Regions from separate parts of the Mus musculus genome. Here region 1 is linked to region 2. A link is a loop called in an ENCODE intact Hi-C map of the cell type or tissue named here. Cell type or tissue: gastrocnemius. All regions are shown on one strand. Links, peaks and the distances in the headings refer to the core of each region. The heading gives the core; the rest is flanking DNA. Region 1 overlaps Psmb1 (proteasome (prosome, macropain) subunit, beta type 1). Region 2 overlaps Fam120b (family with sequence similarity 120, member B).

Region 1 (15,120 bases), core at 4,133-12,132, 58 kb after region 2:
AGTTATTACAAGAGATACCAAGAGTAAGAAAAGCATAAAACATACCTTACAAACCTATATTCCACTAAATTTTTAAAATCTAAGAGAAATGGATGAAATTGATAGGTATATGACCTACCAAAATCAAATCAAAATGAAAAAAAATTAAATAGTCCTATATCCAGCAGCAAGACCGACATGGTCATAAAAATCTCCTGACTGAAGAACACCCAGGTTCAGATGTACTCACTGTATAGATCTCTACCCTTCACTCAAGAATGGAGACCAGTATTTTGCAAATCACCCTATAAAGTAGAAAAGGAAGGAAACTTCCAAACCGGTTTTGCTTTTTTTTTTCTTTTGCCAATATCATACTGATACCAAAACCAGGCAGAGACAACATTAAGAAAATTATAGACTGATCTCTCTGATCAATACAGATACAAACGTTCTCAGTAGGATACTAGCAAACTAATTCAAGATCTCGTCATTCAGCACCAAGTTGACTTCATTAAAGAGAAGATTCAACGTATAAATCAATAAATGTAACTTGTCATATAAATAGACTCAAGGACAGAAACCAAATAAATTCAGGAAAGGTCTTTGATTAGTCCAGTATCTCTTCATGAGATATTTGCTACAGAATCTATGGATATAGGGGACATAATTCAAAACATAATAAAGTCAATATACAACGAGGCCACAACAACATTATGGTAAAGGTAAAAAATATTTGAAGCATTTTTACTAAAATAAAAATAAAACTTTCTCCATTCCTGTTCAATACGGTGCTTGAGTCTCAGAGCAGTAAGAAAAAATAGATACAAATAGGAAAGTAAAAATATTCCTGTTTGTAGATGAAATAGTTTTAATATAAGAGATATTATCCACTCCACTCACACTATTTTGGTTGGAATAAACTTAACTAAGTAAACAACAGAACTTCTACAAGAAAACCTTTAAAGACACTGAAGAAAGGAACTAAGGGGGAAGTGAGAAGATAGAAAGACCGTCCATGTATATGGATTAGAAGAATTTAAAATTGTCAAGATAGCCATCTTACAAAAAGCAAAATACAGATGTGTGCTGGCTTGTCTCATGTCAACTTGACACAGAAACTAGATTTCTGAAAAGTGGGAACCTTAGCTAAGGAAATATCTCCATAAGACCCCGATATAAGCCATTTTCTTTCCTTTTCCTTTTCCTTCTTCTTTTTTTTTAAAAGAATTTTTTAAAAAAATGTATTTTATGAATGGAACACTGTAACTGTCTTCAGACAGAAGAGGCCTTCAGGTCCTATTACAGATGGTTGTGAGCTACCATGTGGTTGCTGGGACTTGAACTCAGGATCTCTGGAAGAACAGTCAGTGCTTTTAACCACTGAGCCATCTCTCTAGCCCTAGGCATTTTCTTAATTAGTGATTGATGTAGGAAAACCCAAGTCCTTGTGGGTGGTTCCATGCTTGGGTCGGTGGTCCTGGGTTGTATAAGGAAGCAGGCTGAGCAAGTCTTGAGGAACAAGTCAGTAAGCAGCACTCCCCATGTGGCTTCTGCATCAGTTCCCGCCTTTAGAACCTTGCCTTGTTTAGAGTTCCTGACTTCCTTCAATAATGAACAGTGCTGTAGGAGTGCAAACCGAATTAACTCTTTCCTCCCCAACTTGCTTTTTGGTAATGATGTTTCATGACAGTAATAGAAACTCTAACAACCTAAAACACAGATGCAATACAATTTCAGTAAAAATCCTAGAACGATTATTTAGGGATATAGAGGACAAAAAAAATCTTAAAATTAATATGGAAGCACAGAAGATTGCCAAACAACCAGAACAGTTGATGGCATCACCATACCTGACTTCAAGCTATGCTACAGAGCCACAGTAATAAAAACAGCATGGTACTGGCTCAAAACCAGACATCTAGATGGACAGAATAGAAAGCCCAGATCTAAGAACATGCATCTTCAGCCACCTGGTTTCAACAGTGATGGATGCCAAAAATGTACATTGCAGAAACGACAATCTCTTAGCAAGCACTGCTGGGAAATGTATATAGAATTAACACCTCACCATAGAATCTTGAGACTCTGAAGCATGTAGAGCAAAAAGTAGGCAGCATGGAGTCAGAGATGATTCAGTTGATTCAGATGATTAAGATCACTGACTGCTCTCCCCGAGGCTCTGCGCTCGATTCCCAGGATCCAGAAAGTGTCTCCCAATCTGTGCATATAAAATTCTACAGGGCCTGATGCCTTCTGGCTTCCGTGGTACACGGACAAACATGCAGACAAAATACCCATACACACAAAATAAAAAATTTTAAAGAGAGTACACGTCACCACATAGGCATAGAGAACTTTATGACTAGGACAGCAGTCGTACGGGAAATAAGACTAAATATTAACAAACGAGAGCTTGAGAAAACAAAAGGCTTCCGTACAACAAAGAAAAGTCAACCAAGTGAAGAGCAGCTCACGGTAGAAACTCTCTGCTATACAGTTGACAGAGGGTCATTAACTAGAACACAGTGACAACAAAAACACAGGGGAAGCAGGCAACCTACCATCTCCTCACCATCCAAAGGAAGCCCTCAGTAGACAAGTCCAACTTGGTGAACCAATGAATTTTATTGAGGATATTTACGAGAATATGGGTAAAGAGTTACTTATAGGAGGAGAAATGACTCAAAGACAGCTGCATAACCAAAGCCCACTCCAGCACAGATGACAGCTCATAGAAGCTGGAAACTTGTATCATACTGTACTGTAGAGCCTGCAGGCAGCTCAACAGGTGACTGGTCTAGTCTCACAGTCTTCTTTGTAGCTTGCTTTGTCTGAGAGTAACTCTCAACCGTCTGTATTATTTAATCATGGAGGGGGGATCTTAGTGAATCTGGTCAGTTCCAGGGACTCCCTTCAAGGATTTTAAGTTATTTGTTTACCTTCTGTCTTAAAGTACTTACTTACTTGCAGGGTGGAATGTATCAATAAGGAAATGGCCACACAACCCATGTTCCATCCCCAGGGTCCATCTAGTAGAAAGAGAGAACTGATATATTGTCCTCTGACCTCTACATTTGCACTATGGCGCAGGTGTGTGTGTACACAAACCCATTAAATTTTAAAATAACCCATTTTTTTACTTTTCTTGCTTATGTGTACAGGTGTTTTGCCTCTATGTGTGTCCATATACCACATACATGCCTGTTGCCCACATATCCCAAAAGAAGGTAGTATAGATCCGCTGGGTCTGAAGTTAGAGATGGTCTCGAGTTGCCATGCAGGGGCTGAGAACTAAACTCGGGTCTTCTGGAAAAGCAGGTGTTAACTGCTGATAAGTGTTCTTAACACCTCTTCAGCCCCATATCCTAATTTTAAAAAGTTGGTTATGGAAGTGTTTTAGTTTCATTCTGTTGCTTTCCTAAACATCACGACCAAAGGCTTGTGGAGGAAAGAACTTATCTGGCTTATACCTCCCGGTCAGTCTCTTGGAAGAAGTTAGGGCAGGAACTCAAGGAAGACCTGAAGGTAGGAATCATGGAAGAGTACTCCTTACTGGTTTGTTCTAAAGCTTGTTCTGGGCCTTATAGTTAGCTACGTTTCCTATATAGCTCAGGCCTACATACTTAGGGATGCTGCTGCCCACAGTGGGCTGAGCCCTTACATATGGATCTCTTACAGACATAGCCACAGCCCAGTCTGATCCAGGCAACTCTTCAGCTGGGAGTCCCTCTTCCCAGATGAGTCAGGCTGCTTCCCTCCTTGCCAACTTAGCACACAAACCAACCACTGCTAAACCATAACCTTCTACTTGTTTGTCACCATTTCCTCGTGTTAGTAAAATGCAATTTATAAAATGCAATTTTAAAAACCTGTCTAAAGTTTTTAACTGAGCTGCTTCAGCAGGTAAGAGCATTTCCAGAGGAACTGAGTTCAGTTCCTAGCACCCATGTCAGATGGAACTCCAGATCCAGGGAAGCTGATGCTTCCGGTCTCCAAGGGCACCTGGACTCATGTGCACACACCTCCCCCGCCTCCCTCTTACAAGTAAAACTAAAGTTTAAAATTCCAATGCTTTAAAAGTACAAAGTCTCAGGCTGGACGTGGTGGCGCACACCTTTAATCCCAGCACTCGGGAGGCAGAGGCAGGCGGATTTCTGAGTTCGAGGCCAGCCTGGTCTACAAAGTGAGCTCCAGGACAACCAGGGATACACAGAGAAACCCTGTCTCGAAAAACAAACAAACAAACAAAAACAAAAACAAAAACAGTACAAAGTCTCAGGCTTGAGAGATCGCTCAGTAGTTGAGAGCACTGACTGCTCTTCCAGAGGTCCTGAGTTCAATTCCCAGCAACCACACGGTGGCTCACAGCTATCCATAATGGGATCTGATGCCCTCTTCTGGTGAGTCAGTGACAGTGTACTCGTATACATTAAAAATAAATAACTCTTTAAAAAGTACAAGGTCTCTTTTAAATTTAAATCTAGTCTTGCTGGGAATGGCAGCACATGCCTTTAATCTCAACACTCAAGAGGCAGAGGCAGGTGGATCTCTGTGAGTTTGAGCCCAGCCTGGTCTACATAGTGAATTCCAGGTCAACTAAAGCTTCATAGAGAGACCTTGTCACAAAATTCATTCATTCATTCATAAACCCAAAGACCCTTAAATATGGGCTTCAGTGGAAAAAGATAAATTACATAAACAACACACTTAAGCAAAACCGAAGTCTAGCTGTATAGATCAATGTCTATCATGTCCACTTGTCCTTTTACAATACACTCTTCTGGGCTCTAAAGGGCTCTCCAACTCTGCTGTCCCCAGCACACATGGTGGTAGTACAGGCTCAGGTCAGATTCATCCCACACTTACCACTGTTCTTAGCAGATATCCCAGGTCCGAGCTGCTCCAATATCTGCTACAACTCATGTTCTGCCTTCACCAATAGCTTCTTGGGCCTCTCTGCAGGTACCCCAACCCTGCAACAGGGTGCCAGTCCTCAGCTTCTCTTTATGACCCCTTCAATCAAGAGCTTTCCTGCCTTTAAAACCAGTAACAGGTGGGTGACTCTTACAGATATTTTGCCAAATTCAGCTAACAGCTTGAGATAGACTTGACCCCACTAGATCAGTTTGTGTGCTTATCCTTAATAGATACTTTCCAGATTTTATTTCAATGATAACGATTTCTTATTAACCACAGCTGATTTTCAGCCCCAGATGACCAGAATCCAAGTCCTAGTAAAACTCAAAGCTTTCATCTAACGGGTGCTGCTTATCTTGTTAATCACAAATGATTCCTAACTAAAAAGCAACCACAGATTCTTAATCCAAATGGCCCCGATCATCTTTCTTCCTTCGAAGGCATCACAATCCACCTTCATAGCCTCCATGTTTTTCATAGCACTATCTTCCAAGTTACTACTGAACAACTCACCAAGTTCCTAGGACTCAATGGCTTTTCCAGCTCTAAGTTCCAAACATTTCCCCACTCCTCCAAATGAACACAGGTTCATCACAACGACGCTACTCTTGGTGCGAGTTTCTGTTCTACTTTCATTACAGTGCTGTGATACCGCAGCACCACAGGAAAGAACCCGTTGGCTTACACTCCAAGGTTACAACGCATCACTGAGAAAAGACCAGGTGGCAAGAGCCTGGGACAAGAATCCTGGAAAAATTCCACTTACTGCCTTGCTCACAGGCTCAAGCTCAGCTAGCTTTCTTTCCCTTTCTTTGCTGCAAGCACTTTTCAAAAATATTTTTTTAACTTATGTGTGCATGCATGTTCCTCTGTGTGTGCCATGTGTGTGCAGATTCTCACGGAAGCCAGAAAAGTGTTGCATCCACTGGAACTGACTGTTGTGAGCCACCTAATACGGGCTCTGAAAATCAAGTATAGAAACAGACTCTTAACAGTCAGACATTTCTCCAGCCCCAGATAGCTTTCTTATACAGACCAAGCCTCACCTCCCTAATGTTAGTGCTGTCCACAGTGGGCTAGGGCCTCCTCTATCAATCAAGATGATTTCTTACAGATATGACCACAGACCAATCTGGTTGCATAAAGTCTGTCATAATGGTTTCTTCTTCCCATGTTACTCCAGGCTGTTAATGTGACAAAACAAAACAAACAAAACAAAACAAAACTAACCAGGACAGAAATAAGCAAAGTTTCTCAAAAGAAATATAAACAGGTAGTAATCACTTTAAAAATTAGCATCCTTAGCATTCAGAGAAATACAGGTTAAAACCACTTTGAGATTCCATCTCCCACCAGTCAGAATGAACATCATCAAGAAGATAAAAGGACAGTGGCGGCACACATCTCTAATCCCAGCACTCGAAGGGAGACAGAGGGAAACAGATCTGGGTTTGAGGCCAACCTGGTCTACTGAATGAGTTCTAGGACTGCCAGAGGTTGTTACAAAGAGGAACCCTGTCTCAAAAAACCCAAACAAACAAAATGATCAAGAATACAAATGACAAGTACTGACACTGACTTGGGTAAAGTCACACATTGTTGGTGTGTCAACTAGTGCAGCCACTATGGAAATCAGAACAGAAGTTTATTAAAAAAAAGCAAAAACAGGTTTTATAGGACCCAGCTATACCATTCCTGGACACATACCCAAAGAAACTTATATCCCAGTAGAGATACTTGCATGTCCACATGTATTCAAAATAGTGTATGTAAGTGTGGATGTAAATGATATGTAAATGTATGTAAAATCCTAATGCTGAAGACATCCATATAGGGTTTCTCATTCCAATCCAGGAGTCAACACCATCCTCTGGCTTCTGTGTGCATACGGACACATGATTACACACATACACACACACACACACAAATCTTAAAAAACAAGATGTGTATGTATTAGCCAGAAAACAAATTAACCACAGAGATCCAAGGGTCAGAACTCAAGCTGTCAGGCTTGGTGGCAAACACCTTCACCCACTGAGCCACCTCCTTAGTCCCACTTTCCTTATTCTTAAAATACAAAAATATAGGGCTGGAGGGATGGCTCAATAGTTAAGTGTGTGGCTCTTCTAGATGACCCATTTGACAGCTCATAGCTCCTGTAACTCCAGCTCTAAGGGAACTGACGCCTGCTTCTGGCTTCCCTGGGCACCTGCATACCCTGTTCACATAAATATGCATGCACGTGGCACATGCTCACGGAAACACACACATGATGAAAAGTAAATCTCAAAATAAATAAATATATCCAGATAAAGAAAAAGAAATTATATTAGTGGTTTTATTTTTCATTACATACATTTGTATGTGGGTATTTGCATGTGCCTGTCGAGGCCAGAAGAGGACACTGTAGCCCCTGGAACTGGAGTTACAGGTGGGTGCTAGGAATCAAACTTAGGTCCTCTGCAAGAGCCATACTTTTTAAACTGAGAGTTGTCTCTCCGACCCCTAAGGAAGAAATTCTTCCCAATTTGCCATGCTTAGAGAAGACACAGTGTAAGAAAATGAGTACTTTACATTCTTTTTAATAAAACAAACTTGTGCCACAGCTCCAATATATGACCCGCATGTCAGTCTTTCCGCAGGGGAACAGTTTCCTCCCTGATGCCCTCTTTGGTCACGATGCAGATCCTGAGAGCATCTCCAGTATACACATCCCTCTCGGCTGCAGAAATGAAGACATCTTTCACCAGCCTCATGGCTCTGTCCAGCGTCAGGGGGACGTGCTCTACATTCTGCATATTTTTGAAGCCAACCTGGAGAGACAGAAACTCACATGGAGCATCACGTGTCCCCAAGACCTAAGGCCCCAACCTCCCACAGCATACAACATCCCCATGTCCCAGGATTTGAATTGGATGTATCAAGTCACATCAGGATGTCTTCCAGTTTAAGGATATTCTAGTCCCAGCTTAAATACAACAGAAATGGGGCAATGCTCCCAATTTCTCAAAAGCACAAACACATGGAGGCAGATACAGATAATGTAAAAAATTTAACAAGGAGGAAGAAGGGGCCTAGGCAGCTCCATCAGAAAAATTTAGGCAGGGTTATCTAGGAGCTGAGAACATGTCTCCACAAGACTGGCCTGCAGGCAAGTCTGTGGGATGTTTTCCAGATTAATGCTTGATGTAGGAGGCCCCAGCCCACTGTGGGCAGGTGAGTAAGGAAGCAGTTTGAGCCAGTTATTACAAGCTAGTAAGCAGCATTCCTTCAGGGTCTCTGCTTCAGTTCCTGCCTCAACTTCCCTCCATTACAGAGTACAAGCTCTTAAACTGAAATGAACTGAGTTTCTTCCCCAAGTTGCTTTTGGTCATGGTACTCTTATAATGGCAGTAGGATCAAAACTAGGAGAAGGCACTGAACTACAAGAGCATCAAACATTGCTAACTAAAGCGCGAGATCAGATAGGAGAAGGCAGAGTGTGGCACAGGTGAGATGAACACACAGCAGCAGAAAGCAAGGCACAGGAACCACAGGCAGCACGGATTGGGTTACTGAGCTTGGAGGCTGAAGGCCTCTGAGAAAACCCAATAAACGCAGGTCTGGATCAAGGTGGTATTAAAAAAAGGGGGGGGGGAGACAAATTAAAAGTTTGGGGAATCGACTATAACCCAGAAACAGTAAGGGTAATGAAGGAGGCATTGTGTGATGTAAGGTAAGATGGCATGGGATAAGCGAGACATGACCAATGGCTGCAGACAGAGCCTATAGAGCCATGGGCAGCTGAGGACTGAAGGGCACTGACAGAGCAGAGAAAAGAGCGGCGTCAGAAGACCTCAGCAGCATCTCAGCAGAATGAGAAACTGGAGGCTACCACAGCTGCCCACGCTGCCACAGGCAGAGCTCTGCTCAAGCACATTACCTGGTTGTCGAGCAGAGGCTGCAGCATGGCACTTGCTGAGCCTCCCGCCTTGAAAGAGTCTCTCTGGTAAGAGCCCACTGGGTCAAAGCTGTACACAGCTCCCTTTCCTTAAAGAAGAAAGAGTACAACAACACTGTCAAAAGGAAGTCAAAACATGATGCAGAGTGTTATCTAGCCACTTAGCTAAACTTCTGACAAAGGTCAGAACCCAGTTACTGTGGTGCAGTGGACCCCAGCAGACTATTCTTTATGGAATGAGGTCAGAGACAAGAGGTTCACATCTTAGTGACCTAACCCTGTGGTCAACTTGTCTAAAACTAATGTCATTGACAACTGTCCCATGGCCCTGGGCAGGCAGGCCATTCAGACACATTGGGTAATGATCACAGGCCTTACTTGAAGTTCTAACCAAAAGCTTCATGCTATCCCTAACAAATAAGCTTGTGGAGTTTTAGCATAAACCCAATAGTTTAAATTCTTCTTAGAGCTAAATCTAAGTAATAAAACCACAGACTTATTGTCTATCATTTTAGTATTCGATGAACATACCTTTTAACAATATACTGTAAAAAACCACCTGCATCAGCTAGTTTTATGTTGACCTGACACAAGCTAGAGTCATCAGAGAGGAGACAACTTCAACTGAAAAACTGCCTCCATAACACTAGGCTGAAGCCTGACCTGTAGTGCACTTTCTTACTTAGTGATTGATGCAGGAGGGCCCAGCCACTGTGGGTGATGCCGTCTCTGGGCCAGTGGTCCTGGGTTCTATGAGAAAGCAGGCTGATCAAGTTATGAGGAGCAAGCCAGTAAGCAGTGCTCCTCCATGGCTTCCAGGTTCCTACTGTTTCATCTTGACTTTCTTCAATGATGAACAACAGTATGAAAATGTAAGCCAAATAAACTTTCTTCCCAACTTGCTTTTTGGTCATGGTGTTTCATTGCAGCAATAGAAACCCGAACTAAGACACCATATTCTAGGCTAAGGCAGGAGGATAGTGAATCCTTGGTAGACTCAGGTAAAGAGCGAGAACCATCCCTGCCAAATACCACCAATTTCTAATTAATGGCAATATTTAATTTTTTATTTAATATTTAATAAAGAGTTTTAGCAAAACACAAATGCGTACTATTAAGCGCTTTGTTTTGCCCAAAATGTTACAGCTTGCCTTGAATTACTGGAATAAGGAATAACTTAAAAAATAGAGATTACTTTTATTTATGTGTATATCTATGTGAATGTCTACATCATATGTATAGGTATCCATGAGGGCCAAGAGATTTCCTGGGACTGAGTCACGGGCAACTGTAAGTTGCCCAGTGTGTGTGCTGGAATCCAAACGGGTCCTCTGAGGGCATGAAAGACTCTAAATGCTAAACCATCTCTCTAGGCCAAGAGTAATTTTTTTTTCCTGTAAGAGAAACATAACTCAATACAACAAACCAACCAGCAGTCCTTACAGACTCCACTGAAATCAAACTATGCCTTTTGGCAGGATTTATCCTAAAAGATAATTGTAAATATATACATTTATTACACATTTATAAGAAAAAGATGTAAATCAAAGCAGCCTGGTAAGGAATCACTTTTCTTGAATTTTCATGCCCATTAGCCAATTGTGCCAGTTAGTGACCCGGAGTTTTCACTAATGGGATGAGGTACTATCACCAAGGATGAAAAAAAAATCAGGATAACAACCCTGGTGTGTTGCCAGCCTGGTTTGATACTTTGACTTTGTGAATTCTTTGTGAAACACTGAAATTATTGTTTGTTTCTAACATAGGTAGATATTTCTGCAGTATTCAAAATAGAAAAAAAAGGCATCTTAAAAGTTATTAGAAAGGTGGCACTCATTCATAAAACCACATCACTGTCTAAAAGGTAAAGCAAGCAAACCTTGGAGCCAGCTGCTGCACTCTGCTGCACCTTGTGTGGTCAGGGTGTTGGTCACAGTTACTGAAGAGGTTAATATACTTAACCTCCTCAGAGCCTCAGAGTGCTCAGCATGAGTTAGCACACTGATGAGACTGGGCCAGGGCACTTGGTAATGGCACTTGCTGCAAAGCCTGTTGACTTGAACTTGATCCCCAGAACCTACCTTGTGACAGGCCAGAACCAGCTTTGGAAGGTTGTCCTCTGACTTTCATATCTGCACCAGGGCAAACACACCCCATCCAAGGAACTGACTTTAAAACAGAACTTTTAAAATTTCTACTATTGAGAAAAACTGGAAGGTACAAGTGATGGTTTGTATATTCTTGGGCCAGGGAGTGGCACCATTTAGAGGTGTGGCCTTGTTGGAATAGATGTGACCTGGTTGGAGTAGTTGTGTCACTGTGGGTGTGGGCTTAAGATCCTCACCCTAGTTGCCTGGAAGTCAGTCTTCCACTAGCAGCCTTTGGATGAAGATGTAGAAATCTCAGCTCTGCCTGTACCATGCCTGCCTGGATAATGCCATGCTCCCACCTTGATGATGATGGACTGAACCTCTGAACCTGTGAGCCAGCCCCAATTAAATAATGTTTTTATAAGACTTGCCTTGGTCATGGTGTCTGTTCACAGCAGTAAAACCCTAACTAAGACAGTACCATATGCGTATATAGACCTGGAATTTTTATCAAAGAACACATCACTACAATTTTAGACAGTCTTTAACAACTGTGTCTGAGTGTTTTGCCTGCCCGCCTGCCTGCCTGTAGGTATATGATGTGCATAGTGAGGCCAGAGGAGGGCGGGGTTCCCTTGGAACTTAAGTTACAGACCTTTGTGAGAAGCCATATGGGTCCTGGGAACTTAACCCCTGCAGTCTCTGAAAGAGTAGCAAGTACTAAGCCATCCCTCCGGCCCCTAGAAGAGGTCTTTTAAAAACAACTGTGCTAACAACAACAAAAAAGAAGAAAGAAAGAAAAAGAGAGAGGGGGGGAGAAAGAAAGAAAGAAGGAAGGAAGGAAGGAAGGAAGGAAGGAAGGAAGGAAAGAAGAAAGAAAGAAAGAAAAAAGAAGAAAAGAAAAGAAAAGAAAGGAAAGGAAAGGAAAGGAAAGGAAAGGAAAGGAAAAGAAAAGAAAAGAAAAGAAAAGAAAAGAAAAGAAAAGAAAAGAAAAGAAAAGGCTGGGCAGTGGTGGCGCACGCCTTTAATCCAAGCACTCGGGAGGCAGAGGCAGGCAGATTTTTGAGTTCGAGGCCAGCCTGGTCTACAGAGTGAGTTCCAGGACTGCCAGGACTACACAGAAAAACCCTGTCTCGAAAAACAAAAAAGAAAAAACAAAACAAAACAAAACCAACTGTGGAGTGTCTGTAATACTGTCAGTTGAGAAGCTGGAATAAGAGGATAATAGCAAACCTGGGCTATAGACTGAGACCTTAAAAAAAAAAAAACAAAAAAAAACCAAACAAACAAAAAACCAAACAAACAAAAAAACCTCAAACCCAAACCACAAGAAACTATGGATCAAGATCCCTGGTGAAACCAGAGATGACCACAGAAGCAGGCCTCTAGCTTCAACAGCCCCAGATAACCCCCGAGAACACAGACTACAGGGAAAATGTGTCCCAGTCTCCCTTCCAGCACACCAGGGTGTTTTGAGCACCCCACTTTCAAGTCAGCACAGATGTGCCAGCAATTAATTTTACAAATATTCCCTTTATCTCTTATTCTCTATTATTTAATTTCTTATTATTATTTTCTTTCTTGCATATGTTTCATAATGGTTTTGCTTTTGTTTGTATATAATTTAGGAGTTTTTGTTTGTTTGGGTTTTTGAAGACAGGGTTTCTCTGTCTAGTCCTAGCAGTCAGACACTTCCTCTGTAGACTAGGCTGGCCCCAAAGGCAATTTTTTACTCTTTAGCCACACCTCATACACCCTCCCCCTTTAATTCCTACATCTTCCTGTCCTTGATCTTTCCTCTTTTTATGTAATTATATATTTCCAAGGACAGGAAGATGTTTCTAGTCTCCAGGCTACACCCACAACAAGACCAGTATCTCCAGGTTACACCCTCAACCAGACCAGTGTCTCCAGGTTATTCCCCCAACAAACCTGCACCCCAGGTTACAAGCCCACCCCCTGGTAATGACCACCAATGCAGAGGGGAGCCGAAGTTAAGTCTATGATAGACTTCCAGCACCAGCCAATCATGTTAAAGGCCACAGGAGCTTTCTAATTAGATGCTTGCACACATGCTCCCTGCTTGCTGTTTACTACAAAGCCTTGCCCTGATAGACATTCAGGGCTCTCCCATCACCAAACCCGTCCTGAGGTGGGTTGCGGGGGAGCCCCAAGCTAGCTCAAATAGAATAAAGACCCTGCTGTGAGCTGCATCAAACTGGCTCCTTTGGGGCTGGCTCAGTGGTTAAGAGTGCCGACTGCTCTTCCAAAGGTCCTGAGTTCAAATCCCAGCAACCACATGGTGGCTCACAGCCACCGTAACAAAATCTGATGCTCTCTTTTGGAGTGTCTGAAGACACACTACAGTGTACTTACATATAATAAATAAATAAATAAATAAATAAATAGATAGATTTAAAAAAAAAAAATTGGCTCCTCTGTGTGTTTTTGGGGATCACTAACATTTCCCTGGCACAGCAGTATAAAGAACAAAGAGCACAGTGAAAGTAGTAAGAGAAAAACAGGTAGACCCATCAGACAAACATCGGATTATTCAACTGAAAATTTGAAAGTCAGTAAGACTTATTTCAAATCCCAAAAAAGGTAAGAAAACTATACTTAACACCCATCCTACTGCCTAAAAGCCAGTAAGTCTTTTGAGATTTTAGTTCACTTGGTGACCTTGGCTGAGTGGACAGGAAAGATCAGAAGCATAAAACAGAGACAGAAAACTGACTTACAAAAAGCTCCAGCTGTAAGCCTAGAAGACTAAAGATCACTCATCATGAGGTATATGGGAACTGTAATGTACTATATGTATGTATGAAATCATCAAAGAACTAAATGTTTAGAAGTTATAGTAGTAATAATGTATACTAGAATACTGCTTAGGACTGCTAATCAGACTTTTCATCACTTTTCATGATGAAGGAAGAGCCCTAAATTAACACCCCATTATAATTAAGAGCCCCAGTATAAAATACAGAATACAAGAATTAAAAAAAAAATGTAGAGAACGCAGAACTCCTAATAAAGTAACAAAAGTATAATTCTTAAAAACTTAAAAGACACTAGAAATAAAAGTAACAACAGAATTTAAAAAATAAAGGAGGGAATTTTCAAAAATCAGAACAAGATTTTTGCAGGAAATCTGATCACAATGCAAATCCCATGATTGTGTTGTTTACTGGGAAAACCTATTTCTAGTTGTAGTGTGGCTCAGCCTTAGCGTACATCTTTAATCTCAAACAATAAAGGTAAAGTTAGTTTTAGAAGAAGCACCCATATTTGAAAATGATGTCAGTGAGCGGCAGAAAAGGACGAATAAGATTTGACAGAACAGGCTATCCCAACTCTCATGAGACGAGGGGGAAGAGAGGAGACTTAAGATAGTTTTACTGGGTACAGAGACAGGCTGCAGAGAACAAGCCAGACACAGGTGAGGACAGAACAAGCCAGAGACTGAGAAGGAGCCAGAAGATTACAACATATTACCAAAGTTAATATGAGGCCAAGCAGAGCAATTCAGTCAGAAGCTGAGAAAAGCCAGTTTCAATCAGTCAGCGTAGAGAGGCCAGTGTTGGGCCAGAACAGCTGAGATGAATCAGCCAGCCCAAGTTCAGAAACAACTAGAAAGGATGAGCAACAAGTCTCAGAGGCTGAAAAAATCTAGGCCTAAGCCACAAGCTTCCAGGACTAAGCCCAGGTTAGCAGACAGAGGAAGCAACCCTCTGACATCAAGAGAATAAAAGTTACTTTTACATAAGACAAAAAGATGGACTATCCACAGGCAACAAGAATGAGGAACAAATAAGCTGCAGTTGTGGAGAAAATCAGGACAGGCAAGCAAGGACGGCAAGGACGACAAGAGCGAGGAAACAGTGAAGAGGAACAACCTGGAGGGCCACTGTGAAGTGTCAGAACCAAGCAAAAGGACTTAGCAAAGATCCAAAAACCATACTCAACCCCTCCACTAGACCAGGGGAAAGACATACACCACCAAAGCAGACAGAAAAAGAAAGCTTAACAAACGAACTCAAGGCAGCTGGAGAGATGGCTCAGTGGTTAAGAACACTGACTGCTCTTCCAGAGGTCCTGAGTTCAATTCCCAGCAGCCACATGGTAGCTCACAACCATCTGTAGTGTGTCTGAAGACAGTGATAGTGTACTCATATACATTAAAAATAAACAAAT
Region 2 (15,120 bases), core at 2,415-10,414:
TATATTTCTTTTTCATAACTGAGATTTAACCTGGAGACTTCTGCATGTTAGGCACCTGTCTGCCAGAAGGCTAAACAATAGCCCTTAATCTTTGCATTCTTAAACTTCAATTTGCTTGCATAGTCTTTTTTCTGTTTTGAGACAGGCTCTCTCTGTAGCCCTGACTGTCTTGGACTCTCTATACTGTCCACACTAGCCTTGAACTCACAGAGATCCACCTCTCTCTGCTACTTCCCAAGTGCTGAGATTAAAAGCGTGAACCACTACACCTGAGGGAGAATCTGTTTGCTGCAAGCTCTTCCCAGGCAGCAGTCATTTTTATGGCTCTGCTCAGTATAAATGTACCAGTGGTTACACACATCAGTACATAGTGATCAGAAACTTCTGTGACAAGAAGTGAAAAAATTAAGAGTTGACTTGTTCTTATTTTAGTGCTGAGGCTCAAACCTAGGCCCTCTGGATGCTAGGCCAGCACTGTACCGCTGAGTAACCCCAGGGCACTCTCTTTTGTTAGCCGCTTTAAGTCTTCACCTCCGCTTCGAAAGCTGTCTCCTGGAGTTGAGTCCCTAAACTCCAGGGACTGAAGGCTGGGAGTGAAAAATGGTCACCACTCGCTCAGCCTGGGAGTCCCTTGCTCACCACTTCAGCTTATCTCCGATTCTGGATATATTTCACAAATCGCGGGGTTTCTTTAATATTAAACTCTGATGTATGCAGAAGTATCATTTTCATGAAGAAATGGCCTTTACCGTCTTGAACAGAAGTGAATCTCTCACTCTTTACTTCGGTGCTCCGGTGGGATAGACGATGGTCTCCATGCTGTTCTTCCTCTGTGTTTTAAATACTATAATGTCTGGGTGGAAAGGGGGAAGGGTTTTGCTTGCTTATTTGTTTTTTAGGAGTTTGTAACCTCTGACTTTTATAATTTAAAAGACTCTCTTCTAGGTACTTTAATATTTGAAATAACTATGATAGTAGAAATGCAGCATTTCGCTTATATCAGAGGCTGTTAGCAAGTCTTTTGTTTCTAATGTCTCACAGTAAGTGTGGTCGGCTTTGTGGGCCCCTGTGGCTCTCTGTTATTTATTACCTATGTCATCAAGTTGGAAGAAGTCACAGATAATGTGTGCACAAGGGTGCAGAGCAAGTTTCCAGTTAGACTAGACGAGCATTGAACTAACGTTGGGATTTTATATTTGCTTGTACCAGGAAATAGCAGTTTTCTTTTGATTCCCTTTCAACCATTTAAAACACAAAACAGTTCTTCGTTCACAGGCACCCAGGCAGCAACCCTTCACACACATTGGGAGCAGTTTCTAACAGGCTCTCAGACACCCATCCTGACCTTGGAGTCAGGGGGTCTTAAGTACCCATGTCTCAGAGGACAGTTGCATAAAGCATTTTCTTTCTCTCAGAGAAAATGGCCTTCTTTCCAAAATCAATAACAGAAGACGTGTTTGGTAAATGAAATACTTTCGCCTTTTCAGGACAGCAAGTGACTTACTATGTCCCTCTGCTTCTGAGGTGGGAAGAGGTGAGAAGGAGTTTCCTCCAAGTCCCTGGCTTCTGAGAGCATTTGGTTCTGTGCTTTGTTTTCATGGTGAACATGTGAGATGTCTCACCCTGGCTGCTCTGGACTTTCAATCAGTGCCCACAGCTGCCTGGAGAGGTGCTGCCTCAGTTCTTAGGGCCAGCACCTTCATGTTTGTGTGGAGTTGCCACTGTTTGTCACCCGTATTCGGGACGGTTTGTCATCGTCAAGTTAACAGGAAAGGGCATCTTTTTCAAAAGTTTAGTAATTGTTTCGATGGACCTGCATAATATAGCAATAGAACACTAAAAATTACCTTTTAGGCATTTTTGTTTGTTGGTTTTGGATCCGTGCATCTCAGGCTATAGGATCTTTGAATGTACAGTCACTGGCACATAGACCTCTCAGATCAGGAGCTTTATATACATCCCAGAGAATGCATCCCAGAGTCTCCACAACTGAGTCTTTTGTACATAAAAGTTTTGAAACCACCCATTTAAGAGGAGTTAGCTCTAACTAACTGACGGGGTAGGTGGATGGCCTTTCCCTGGAACATACCATCCTGTTACTAGATCCTTCCAGGGAAGGTTGCCTTTTCTGAAAAACATTCCTCAGTGTGCTCTGTAGCGTGAGCACAGGTGAAAACCCCATTTCCTACACACACACACACACACACACACACACACACACACACACACACTAGTTATCAGCCGGGTCTTGAGTGGGTCTGTGCTGGCACTTAAGGTCTCTTTTCTTTGAAACTGAGAAGCTGCCCTCTGGTTCTGTTAACCCTTGAGTGCCCAAGTAAATCAGGTAGGGAAGAGATGACGCATTCTTCACTGTACTTCCAAAAGTGTATTACGATCATGCTGCATGGATTTCTCGTTTTAGGGGGAACACCTAGCTTGGAAGTTCTGTGGCTGAGCCAAGAGCCAGCAGTGCAGGCCCAGCGCCTGGACACCTTGCTAGCCTGCTTCAACCTTTCCTCCTCAAGAGAAGAGCTGCAAGCAGTTGAGAGCCCGTTGAGAGCGCTGTGCTGCCTCCTGATCTACCTCTTTGTCCAGGTACACGCTGAGCTTACAGTTCTGTATGATATAGAGAGCCCTTTGTCTCTGGCCTTACCTTCCCGGAGTGCTGTGCGTGTTTCTATGGCCAGGTCCCGTGGTCTCTTTCCACAGAACACAATTAGTCCTTCAAGGTGCTCATGGAGATGACAAGTCAGGACTTTTCACAGCAAGGGATTAGTGTATCGATAAGTAAGTGGTGTACATGTTTGTTCACAGTGTTGACTTTTCTCAGAAACTGTGGCAAGCCTAGAAGTATAGATCATAAAATATAATTTTATATAGTTGAACTTAAATTGCCTTTTTAAAAATATTTCATTTTAAGTATATGAGTATTTTGTTCCACCCATCCCATGTTTGTGTGCACTGCCTATGTGCCTGGTACCCATGGAGGTCAGAAGAGGGGTTTAGATTCTCTGGAACTGGAGATACGGTTGGATGTGAGCCACCATGTGGGTGTGTCTGATTTGAGGAAATCTTGGACATGCATTATAGTTTTTACTTTGATTATTGGTACAGTAAAATCCCTGGCCAAAGCCACACTAGGAAAGACATTACTGTGGCTCAGAGTTTGAGGGGACAATCCATCATGACAGGGAGAACAGCAAGGCCATGGTAGCATGGGCTCAAGGCAGTTGATCCTATTCATGGGCAGAATAATAAATGCTGGTGCTATGCATATTTTCTTGTTTTTATTCAGCCTGGGACTGTTGCCCACAAAATGGTTCCACCTACATTGGGGTTGGTTCTTCCATTTTGGCTAACCCAGTTTAGAGACTCCCAACAGCCATGTCCAGATGTTTGTTTCAATGGTGAATTCTAAATCCCATCAAATTAACACTCATGCTTAGTTAACTGTGAGAAAAGACACATGAGAGTTGGGCTAGTGTCATGCCGGGCATGGTGGTGCACACCTTTAATCCCAGCACTTGGGAGGCAGAGGCAGGCAGATTTTTTAGTTCGAGGCCAGCCTGGTCTACAGAGTAAGTTCCAGGACAGCCAGGGCTAAATAGAGAAACAAAAAAAAAAAAAAAAAAAAAAGATGAGGCTCCAAACTCGACTAATTGTGGGTAAAATTACATACCAGTGGACCTCAGTCTAAGCAGAGATGGCAGCTCATGGATTTTATAATCTATATGTGTGCTTGGCCTTGTCATAAGTCCTACATCTTCATGTTTTGTCTAATAATGGTGCATCCTTTGAAATAAACATGGAACAGGAGAGTGGCAGGTCTGAATTTCCAGATCTCCATGACTCGTGACCTGTGACTGGTAGCTCGTACCTGGGTCAAGCCCTGTACAGTATCTTTCCAGGGGGGTTTCAGGGTGAGGGTGGTATAAAGCCCATATTCTTTATGGTTTATAGGGACCATTTTATCCGACAGAGGCATGCAAGCATTTTATTTCCCAGGTGATCTTGGCTTAATTTTACCAGTGGGTTGTCACTGTTGTTTCCCCCCTGGTTTTTGCTGCCACCGTGTACTCCTCCCTCTGAAGAGCTCTTGTGTAAGAGTAGAATTGCGGGAGTGATTAGCATATTGCTCCTAATTGATTACCAGTGCGGTCACTGTGCTGGCCACTTATATGTCAGTTTGACAGAAGCCAGAGTCATTTCGGAAGAAGGAACCTTGGTTGAGAAAATGCCCCCATCAAGTTGGTGTGTGGGAAAGCCCATGGTGCGTTTTCTTGATTGATGCGGGAGGGGGCGGAGGTCTAGCTCACTGTTGGTGATGCCATTCCTGGGGGTGATCTTGTATGCTATGTGAAAGCAGGCAGAGCAAGCCATAGGAACAAGCGAGTAAGCAGCACCCTCCATGGTTTCCACTTCCTGGCTGCCAGTGGATGCTTTGGCTTCCTTTGATGATACCCCGTGATTTAGAAATTTCAGCAAAATGCCCTGCCACCACCCCACGCTGCTTCTGGTGACACAGTTTCATCACAGCACTGGACAGCTAACTAGACACGTGGGTCAGTCGCCTTTCTCATTGCCACGATCAGACACCTGACAGAAGCAGTGCTAAGCGAGGAAGGGTTTATTCTGGTTTGTACAGTTTGAGGATGTGTAGTTCATTATGGTGGGGATGTCAGAGACAGCGGGTCACATTGCTGAAGCACCCTCATAGACACACCCACAAGCATGTTTCCAGGGTGACCCAAAGTCCAGTAGAGTTGGCACTGAAGACTACTATCATCGTGGCTAAGCGCAGGCAGTGTCAGCATCAGGAGTGCGTGAAACTGAGTGGGCAGAGACACCATGTCTTTGGGTCTCCTCATCACATAACTTACTTTAAAGGCCGAGTTAATCTCTCTCTGTCTCCATTTGGGTTTTCCCCCCACACTTTGACTTTTTGATTCCACAGAGTGGGAGGGCCCTGAGTTATGTTGCTGAGATCCAAGGATGAAGGCTACATCCAGGATTGTCGAAGTGGGTGTTCCGATAGTCGTGGGTGTTCCGATACTCGTGGGTACCCCACCTCAGCCTCTGAGCCATCTGTTTTGTACATTTTACAGAGAAGTGTTTGCCCCACTTGAGAGCTTTGTGGCCTAGAGTTGTGGATGACGAGAGCAGAGACTTGCTCTCCCCATCTTCCCATGCCACTGGTTCACTCACTGCACAGCTGTATGTACACCCATACGTTTTCCTCTGTGTGTGTGTGTGTGTGTGTGAGTGTGTGTGTGTGTGTGTGTGTAAACACACCCATATTTGGCAACTGAGACCCACTTATAAAAAGTGTTGCTTGTTTTCAGTATACTCACGCTGGCCCTTTCCTGTGCTTTTCAGGTGGACACTCTTTCCCTGGAAGATCTGCATGCATTTATCGCTCAGGCCTTGTGCCTCCAAGGAAAATCAACCTCCCAGCTCATGCACTTACAGGTATAGTCACGGTCAGTCACCACAGCCATGGATGTGACCATGCTGTGATCACGTAGTCACGGTCAGTCACCACAGCCATGGCTGTAACCGTGCTGTGATCACGTGGTCAATACTCTTTCTAGCCTTTCTGCTGTTGTAGTTGGTACTCCATAGGATGGTCAAGGCGGGCATGTTCGGTGAGGGTGTCTCCACATAGTATTGTCATCCTCTGTCAGTAACTCCAAGATGGCTGTCCTTTCCAACACAGACAGCTATTATACCCTGCTTCTCAGGAGCAGGTTGTTTCACCTCCTGGCCTGGTCATCTCACAGTTTGAGAAGCCTTTGTCAGCCTTGTTGGTGTCAGAGAAACAGTTCCTTTTCTGGTCCAGCCCACCCTCACATCCACTGGTTCACAGCAAGGTGAAGCCAGGCTGCCCTTCCTGTATCCTCACCCAGCATGCAATGCTTTGCATCTGCTTTGTGGCTCTGTTGAAGAAAGTGGAGTCCCAGAGGCCACGTACAGCAGAGTGTGGTAGCTGTAGGGTCTCTGATAGAGAGTGTTTGGAGAGGCCAGGGAATGTCACAGAGGAATAGAGGTGGCCTAGAAGGAAAGGCTGAAGAGGGCAGTGGGTAGGAAGTAGGTCTGCACCGAGAGGTGGAGTGAGTCCTCAGGGGTGAGAGGAAGGGCTCCTGCTGCAGACTTCAGCAGGGCTGAAGGAGCTCTGGAGAGGCTGCAGTGGAGGACAGGTAGGATAGTCAAGGTTGCCTCCTGGGCCCCAGATTGGTGCGGGCACTGGGACTCCCTCGTAGAAAGTGGTACTGTGGATCTGTGAATGTCACAGAGGAGTGGAGATGGGCTAGAAGAAAGATTGAAAGGGAGGGGCACTGGGAGAAATCTAGGGGGATCCTGGGTCCACACCAAGGAGCAGAGTTCGTACCTTGATATTCTGTGTCTTTGTGATCCATTCTATTGCTGACGCCCCCCTGGACTTTGATTTCCTATTGTGTTTTTCATTCCATTACCATTCTGGTTTAGGTTTTCTTCAGTATTTATCTTACTCTCCTTTCATGTTGTGTATTGGCGTCTTAATCCTTTCTGTTGCCTGTTTGTGTTCTCAGAAAATACTGGAGTCCTCCTGATAATATTTACCATATTTATAGTCATTCTCTTCAATCATACATCCAGAGTTTCATCTAAATAACAGTAGTTATCAGTCATTAGTATGCAGTTGATGACGTCTGGAAATGAGTTGCCTTGGTTTTTCATGTTCCTTGTGGTCTTGCCCTGGGATTTGCCAATCTGTGGTTAGAGTACAGGTAAAGATAAGATGTGTTGGCTGTTTTCTGTGAATTCAGCTTGCCTCTCTTCTCCGAGTGGTCATATTTGCAGTATTTGGAAGAGACGAGGTTGTACTATAGCTACATTTTCATCTCTTAGACTGTTGTTCTAAGCGCCAGGTTCAATCTATGCTCTGCCCCTGTGGGTTGGGGACTATAGTTCCAGTAGTTACCCCACTCCAGTAATGGAGTTGCAGGTAACTGCAGAACACACTTGCTAAGTCGGGATTAGTGTAGAAAGTAAATGGACCCTGGCAGTACTATGAATACTAATAATGCTAGGATGGATGCAAAGTAGAAAAGAGCTGGACAGTCACCATGAACCTAGCAGTAAGCTTGGGCCACTAGGTGGGAAGCAGAGGGGAGGGGCATGAATAGGCCTGGTGATAGTCAGGGCCAAGGGGGAGTGGGGTGGATATGCGGGGCTTTGGATTAGTTGTAGACTAAGAAAAGGTAAAGATAGATACTCAGTGGTTGCAAACCAAGTCAGCCTCTCGGCTCTCAGAGGTGTAGAATCAAGTGGAATAAGCATCAGAAGAGAGAAAGGAAGATTTAAAAGAAAAGAAAAGGTTAAGAAAGAAGAGTGTAAGAATGTGTAATATGAACAGTAGGGGACAGCATTGGCCTGTTACAGTGCCTCCCCGTGCTATGTAGGGGACAGAGTTGGCCTATAACTGTGCCTTCCTGGGCTATGTAGGAGACAGCCTTGGCCTGTTACAGTGTCTCTCTGTGCTATGTAGTGGACAGCATTGACCTGTTACCGTGCCTCCCCGTCCTACGTAGGGGCCAGTGTTGGCCTGTTACCGTGCCTCCCTGTGCTATGTAGATAAGGAATAGCTGTCGTGGGGAAGGAGAGCTGGGTGGTCGGTCATAAAAGAAAATGTGAGCAGAGCCCGAGTGTTGGCTTCTTCTCCTTGGCTGCTCTGCCACTCTGTCTCCTTGGTTCTGGTCTAGGCTGTGTTCCCTTTGGTTTTAAATGGCCCCATTTTCTCTGCTGTGGGCTTCCAGCTCCCCTTGCAAATGGAGTTTTCTTAACTGTTTTGTTGGCTGTGGAGAGCTGAGGTAAACTTGGTGCTGCTAAAGTTCTGCCCTCCCACAGGACAGGGAGCTGTACCCAAAGCACTGTGAGAGTTTGTGTTTAGCTCCCTCGGAAATTTTGTGTTTCCTCATTTGGAGTGTTGACAGTGTTCCCGGTAGCAACCACCAGGACCCGCTTATGTGACATTTTTACCACAGCATGTTTGGTAGATTTCCTGGTAGGAGTTTTCCAGCCCATTTTGCTTACAGGGAATGCTGCTTTGGAAGGAAGGGGTAGGAGTCGCTGTCTGAGTGGCAGCTGCAAATTCATTCATAGTAGCCCACGGGTCCTACGGCTCCCATGGTAGAGAGGTTGGTTGAGGTGTTGATCAAATCTATTTCAGGCTTGGAAAAGTAGCAGATGGAGTGATAAAATATTCATATTCCCCTTAATTCCCAAATTGTAATCAGTGACTGCATCCAACGTGGCTTCTGTTGTGCCGTCTTATCCAGAAGTCCTCTAAAAGGAAAGTCTTGAGGGAATTGCAAAACCAAAACAAAACAGGATGACAGCCCCGCATACAGAATTCAGTCAGTGTCCATATATTACCAGTGAGCACATAGAAACTGAGCTGTGAAGGCAATGCCCTCAAAACTATTTTACTAAACTGAATTGCCTAGGTACAAGTTAAATGTAAGTGTGATCTGTAGGTCCAGACTTGCCCTGGTGCTAGGTGTGGTGGTGCATGCCTTTAATCCCAGCTCCTGGGACAGAGGCAGGCAGAGGCAGGATCTACATAGCAAGATCCAGGGCAGCCAGGGCTACATAGAGAGCCCTACCCACCTCCCCCAGAGAATGTACCCTTGATTAAAAAAAAAAAAAAAAAACACATGAAAGAAAGAAGACTTTATGCCTCTGGACGTCTGCTCACTTTACTCATAGAGTCGATGAAAGGAAAATAGGGTGGTATTAATGGGCTTTGAGAATAGTTCGTTAAGTTCAGTTCTGCTCATAGTAGACTCTGCAGCCCATGCATAGAAAGTTTGCACTAGTGCAGAGCCCCGTCAGAGCCTACAAAGTATCCCCCAGTGGCTCTGGAATGAGCTTCTCAGAGCCAGACCTCTATATAAACAGCCTATGGAGCTGAAGCTGAGCCCTTAGGATTAAAGGCTGAGTCTGCAGTGATCCAGGCTCACAGTAAGCAACTTTTTATTTAGAGAGACAGGGTCTCACACTGTATCCCCTGCTGGACTGGAACTCACCATGCAGACCTGGGGAGTCATGAGCTTTGTGACAGTCAGCATGCCTCAGCCTCCACCATTCTGGAACTACAGACATGCACCACTGTATTTCTGATAGTTTTTTAAATAATTGTCAAATTCATTTAAGTGCGGCCTTGTGTATAAAATGGTTGAAACAACGATCACCTCTCTAACCTTTTTTTCACTTTTATTAACTCTTAGATATGTCATGGTGTTCAAGGTAGCATTGGTCAGTGTGAGCAAAACAGATGCCCAGAGGTGGCTGGCTTACTTGTGCTCCCCTTTCAATGGGGTTTCTTGGACATCTGCAGTGTTGATGCCTGCAGCACGGTCAGCATCACAGATCCATGGGAATACGCGTGGCTTCCTGTGGGATGTGGAACCTTATGCCGCATAAAGAACAACAACAAAGAAAGTTGGATGTACAGATGGAATTTACAAAGAAAAGAAGTATTTCATGGTAGCAAGAGATTCTCCTTTTTGAGATTTTTTTTATTCATCTATTTTAATTTTATGTGTATGAGTCTTTTGCCTGCATGTGTGTCTGTGCACCATGCGCACCTCTGTACTCTACCTTTAAAAGCCAGATGAGGGCATTGGACCCTCTATAGCTGAGGTTATAGACAGTTGCCATGTGGGTGCTGGGATTCTCAGGAGCAGCCACTTAACCACTGAACCATCTCTCCAGAGCTCAGGCAAGACATTCTTAATTTGTAAAAACCCGGGCACCTTTTGAGATTTTACCATGTGGCATTTTATTCTTAATGGTATTCAACTGAAATGAGATGACGTATGATTTTTAAAAACAGGGGACTTCTCTCCCTGTGTTTTTCAGGAGAATAAACCTAACAATAAATGATCTTGTAAGTTTGACTTAGTGGCCACATCTTGTGATAGCCCATATTTTCCTACGGCAGTGTCTCAGTTACTTTTCTGTCACTGAGACAAGACAGATGTGTCCTTGATGATCATGATGGGGAGCTCGGCAGCAGGCAGGGAGCACGGCAGCAGGCAGGGAGCACGGCACAAGAGCAGTCACTAAGGACTCATACGATCCACAAGGCCAAGGCAGGCAGGCAGCTGTGGGGAGAGACTGGGAATGGTATGGGCTATTGAAACTTCAAAGCCCACTCCCAATGACACACCTCCTCCTCCAACAAGGCCACACCTCCTAATCCCTTTCAAACAGTTCCACCAACTGAGGATCAAGCTTTCAAATTTAAAGAGTCCATGGGAACTGGTCCCATTCAAACCATTACAACCAGAATGACTGTTCTGGGTCTGTGTAACGAGAGAGCCCTTGTGAGTACCTGCTGCCCTAGTGGGTGAATGGTGAACAGAGGTGTGTTCGTGGGCGATGGGAGGGGCTCCTGTCATCCTTCTCTGGTGTAGCTTGCTTGTCAGGCCTCTTTCATTCAGAAGCTCTCAGGAGGCCGAGCGTCCTATTCAGGACTTTGCAAGCATCGACCCTTGAGTTATCTTTTTGTTTCTCACATTTGACTTCTACCTTGAGCTCTCTGCTTTGAGCTATTGGTGCACATCTGTCTCCACAGCTGGATTACATTAACTCCAGAGCTGTGCAGCTGGGATCCCTCCTCGTCCGTGGCCTCACCACATTGGTACTAGTCAATAGCGCATGTGGCTTCCCCTGGACAACAAGTGAGTTTATGCCCTGGAATGTGTTTGATGGCAAGCTTTTCCATCAGAAGTACCTGCAGTCTGAAAAGGGATATGCCGTGGAAGTTCTTTTGGAACAAAATGTGAGTCCTGGTTCTTGTATAGTGGAACAAGTACGTTTGAAGTCAGTCACTGTAATGAGCCTAGAAGGTCTGCCCATCTCACTGTAGGAAGCTTTAGGAAAGCAGGCATGTTCTCCGGCATCACCCCCATCACCTCACACAGCTGCTAGAACCATGCTTACATTTCCATAACTGTTCTCCACACATGAGGTTGGCGTGCTCAGCAGCAGCACTTGGTGTTCACCTAGCTAGTGGCTCCTGTAGGGAGAATGAGCTGAGAGGAAGGCTTGCACCATCTATAGAGGGGTTCCCCCAGACAGCAGACTAGCTGGGGAAGACCCTTCTGCTATGAAAGGCTGCCCATGGCCTGGGGACCCCGACTACTGACTCAGCCCTCCTCAGTAGAATTGCTTCATGATTCCTGGAAGATTTCCAAATGAGGCCTCCCGCCAAGCTCATTTGGAATGTTTTCTTACCCACAGGGATGAGAAGGCGGTGTGATTGTGAGAGAACATGCTGATCTGTTAGATAAAACACTCCCAAGTTTTCACACCACAGGGAAAACATTTGGCAATGTGTCGCTGTCACCATTTCTCACCAAAGTTCCAGGGTGTTGCAGGGTTTGTGAGTGTTTAGAACTTAGAGGAGCAGAACAAGTGGGCAGCCCTTCCCTCAGATCTGGATGTTACTCTGGCAGCGGTGGCAGAAGAAAATGCAGCCCTGGAACACCGCTGCCAGTTATCCTTGTCTATGTACCTCAAAATACACAATTGAGCACTCCATCTCACACCAAGCCCACTTAAAAGAATTATCTAAGATGAAATTTGACTAGTAATTCAAGAAGCTACCAGAACAGCTAATAATCAGACCCCCGTCTGCTGCTGGCGTTTGACCCCAACACCTCCACTAAGTGTTCATAGATTGTCAGGAGAGTAGTTTTTAGCTATGACTGTTTAATCTACACAAGATAGAGGCAGACATCATAGGTATTTGCTGCCATTTCCAGGGGACTCATGAGGGGAACAGTCATCTAAGACCCTCTTCAGATCATGGTAATGGAGAGGCGCAGAGCCTCTTCGCCTGGTGCAGAGCATGACCCTACACTGTTTGATGTGGGGACAGAGACCACTAGTAGGTTGAATCCCACCCCTGCCACCTCACACCCTGCTCTGTTCAATCCCACTCTTTCATCTGGTCTGTTTGCAGAGATCGTGGCTCACCAAGTTCCACAACCTGAAGGCAGTGGTCTGCAAGGCCTGCTCCAAGGAGAACCGGCGCATCGTAGGCAGAACGCATTGGGACTCTCCTTACACAGGTGGGCAAGGGCTGGCTGCTTCCCTCTTCCTGTCACTTAATGTGCTGGGGCCCAGGTAGACTTACCTGAAAAGAGAAGGATTATGACAGATGAAGATGACTGGACTGTCGTCGGGTAACCTAAATTCTGGTCCCATAAGGAAAAACATTTCAAAAAGGATTCATTTGTTAATTGAATAAAGAACTCTTTCACTAATGTCTCCCTAGGAGAATTCCCACAATTCCCCCAGTTAAAGACTATATGGGTAGTATTTGTCTACTTGACAAAAGTTAAGGTTTACTTTTTCTCATAACAAAGGGACATAACAAAGAAAAATTCAGTATGTTCTATACATATATTGCAGAATAACAGTGGAAAAAAAAAGGTCATGAATTTGAATGCAAGTAGGGAGGGGGAAATGGGAGGAACTTGAAGGAAGGGAGAAATGTCACAATTAAAATATCTTAAAAGGAAAGCATTTCAAAAGAACTGTGAAATGACTTACAGCTCTGTGACCTAAAATGAGACCTGCTGAAAGATGTTAAATTTCTGATATGCCTTTCAAGGTTCTCACTCAGCCGTCTCCCCAGCACTTCCCACCATGCTGAACAGTGGACAGTCTTCTTTCACTGTTGTCCATGACACATGTCCATGTCTCTGAGGGTCATATCAAACATCTATTGTACTTGGGAGTTCCTGCAAAGTTCCACACTGCCAGTGGACTCTAAGCATCCAAGGCGCCCTGCAGTGAGGGTGTCAGTAACGGGCATCCCAATAGGCCGATTGTCAGTAGCCACAGTCAGGAGGCCTTGCTCAGTGAGTAAGGTCTGGGGAGGACTGGGTATTGATTTGGGTGAACTACAACAGTAGGAAGAGCAAGGAAGGTCAATTGGAGTTGGGTACAGAATTCTTAATACTATATTGAAAAGAGTTGATATCTATATTCATTACAAATTGGGGCGCTTTTAAAGGTTTTGAAGTGCTCTTATCAGGATAGCGACTGCTCTGACAGTGGAAGAAAATGGGATCAGGAGATGGCCCATGGATTGTCCCGGGCCCCAGGCAAGAGGTGGCCCTGGGGAAAGTGCCAGCATCCTTGGGGCCTCTCAGGCATCAGTCTGTTGTGCTGTGATCTTCTTGGTCACTGCTGGGTGAATTTAGTGGTATGGGCGCGTGGCTCCTTATCCTTTCTGGCCACAGTGCCTCCAAACAGAAGAGGCGTTTAGTCTCTGAAGGTCATATCATACATGTGTCGTGCTTGGGGTTCCTGACCAAATGCAGTGACCAGACCCACCCTGGAGTCGGTGATTGGCACTTATGGCAGGAACTCATCGTCCTGTGGACCACATGAAACAACGATGCCTTACGTGCAAGGTCGTGCACATGAGTGGAAATTAGTGATCCAAGGGAGACGTCAGAGTGTAAAAGGAATGTGTTCATGCAGTTGTGGGGAGTGTAGAAGAGCGCACCACATCCCAGGAATATGTTCAAGGGAGAAGCACCCATATCATTGTGTTACCTAAAGCAACTGTAAGTGGGCCTCCCTGCTGGAGGAATGGTCTTTGACAATTGTTGCCTCTGGGGAGGAGGCTGGGTGAGAAACAAGATCCCAGAGGCACATGGTAAGCTAGTTCTTAGTACTGTCATAGGCTGCCATTTGGCTCCCAGTACAGATTGACTGCATCTCTTCTGCGACCTTTGGAGGTCCTCCAGGTCCACTCTGCTGCTGTGAACACACTGAGCGTCCCCTGGCTTGCTGTCACTTGCTGCACCATTAAGTGTGAGACAGAGTGAGTGGCCATGTGCTGATGTGTTGCCCATGTTCCCACAGGGAGGCAAGGGAGACAGGGCTACAGCTCCTACAGGACAGACTCCACACATGGCCATTCTGGGCAGTCATGGAGAAACCAGGGTTCAGGTAAGAGGCTACCATGTCCATCAGCCATTGCCTGCTCCAGGCACCGCATCCCTTCATACTAGGCGTGTGCTGAAGACCCTTCCCTGTGTTTCAAACAGTTACAATCAGAAAACAAACCAGCATGTCGGCGTACCTAATTCCGTGTTTAATGGAATAGAGATAAATACTGATCTCGCTCAGTGGTGCTACGTCTCTCCTTGCTGCTTTATTTTCTGCCCATTCGTTCATCTCTTAAAAACTCATTTTTTTATACAATTTATTCAAAGATTTTTTTCAAAAGGTTGTGGATAGAGGGCTTAAATAGTAATGTTATCTTCCATGCTCCATCTTCCATGTCGTGGATTACATTTATAATGTTGGAAGTACAGCTTCTTATGTGTCGTGCAGATGTATTGAAAATCACACTATATTTATTTTAATATGTAATTATTTACATTTAAATATATAGAGAACCTCTCATCAGTATTTAAATTCAAATCCCTTATAGATTTCAGAGCTAAACTTGGTAATTGACTGAAATTACCTAAGATTTATGGTTTTGTCCTTTTATGGAAATGCAAATGTGATTTAACTTTTGTAAACTGTGTGCAGCTTTACACGTTGCTCAGATTGCTGAGAAAGGACCTCATCAGGCTGTTGACAGCACGTGTTTCCAGTGCCCAGGCCGTAGACAACAGTACGCATGTACAGTGCCCAGGCCGTAGACAACAGTACACATGTACAGTACCCAGGCTGTAGACAACAGTACACATGTACAGTACCCAGGCTGTAGACAACAGTACACATGTACAGTGCCCAGGCTGTAGACAACAGTACACATGTCCAGTGCCCAGGCTGTAGACAACAGTATGCATGTCCAGTGCCCAGGCTGTAGACAGAACATGAGCAAATGTTGAAGCTGCTGTGTCATTTCCAATAGTTCAGTTCCTGTGGACACCTTTAAGAGGCTCCTCCCTGGAGAGGGGAGGGGAGGGGGCAAGGGGCAGGGGAGAGAGACTCTGTCACTGCACACTTGGATTAGCTTTTCCGTTTCCTTGAACTAGCTACAGAGTGTACTCTCCACATCCTACCTCTGACTGACTTCTAGGGCCTGTGGTGGCC

The links. A loop is a pair of places that touch in the nucleus more often than their neighbours do. Peaks named below come from ENCODE experiments on the same cell type or tissue, not always from the same donor. Only the 100,000 strongest peaks of a DNase experiment are listed, where the experiment ranks them.
Region 1: it touches region 2 in a loop (4-fold over the local background); 14 of 42 quality-filtered maps call a loop at or near these places.

Annotation. Positions count from the first base shown.
Region 1 is chr17:15,468,497-15,483,616 of GRCm38, forward strand. It overlaps Psmb1 (proteasome (prosome, macropain) subunit, beta type 1), which reads right to left. Exons shown (of 6, transcript NM_011185.3): 5 at 8,819-8,925; 6 at 7,225-7,709. The coding sequence ends at 7,524. Among named protein-coding and RNA genes, the nearest start is that of Psmb1, 22 kb to the right of the region's middle. In gastrocnemius, for the core only: a CTCF peak has its summit at 4,386 (motif pointing left); no DNase peak of the experiment used is centred there.
Region 2 is chr17:15,412,257-15,427,376 of GRCm38, forward strand. Fam120b (family with sequence similarity 120, member B) reads left to right here. Exons shown (of 11, transcript NM_024203.3): 5 at 2,423-2,595; 6 at 5,377-5,469; 7 at 10,622-10,828; 8 at 12,014-12,122; 9 at 13,933-14,019. It overlaps Gm49668 (a long non-coding RNA gene), which reads right to left. Exons shown (of 3, transcript XR_003952352.1): 3 at 7,832-12,187. Among named protein-coding and RNA genes, the nearest start is that of Gm49668, 16 kb to the right of the region's middle. In gastrocnemius, for the core only: a CTCF peak has its summit at 7,401 (motif pointing right); no DNase peak of the experiment used is centred there; H3K27ac peaks cover 1,225 bases.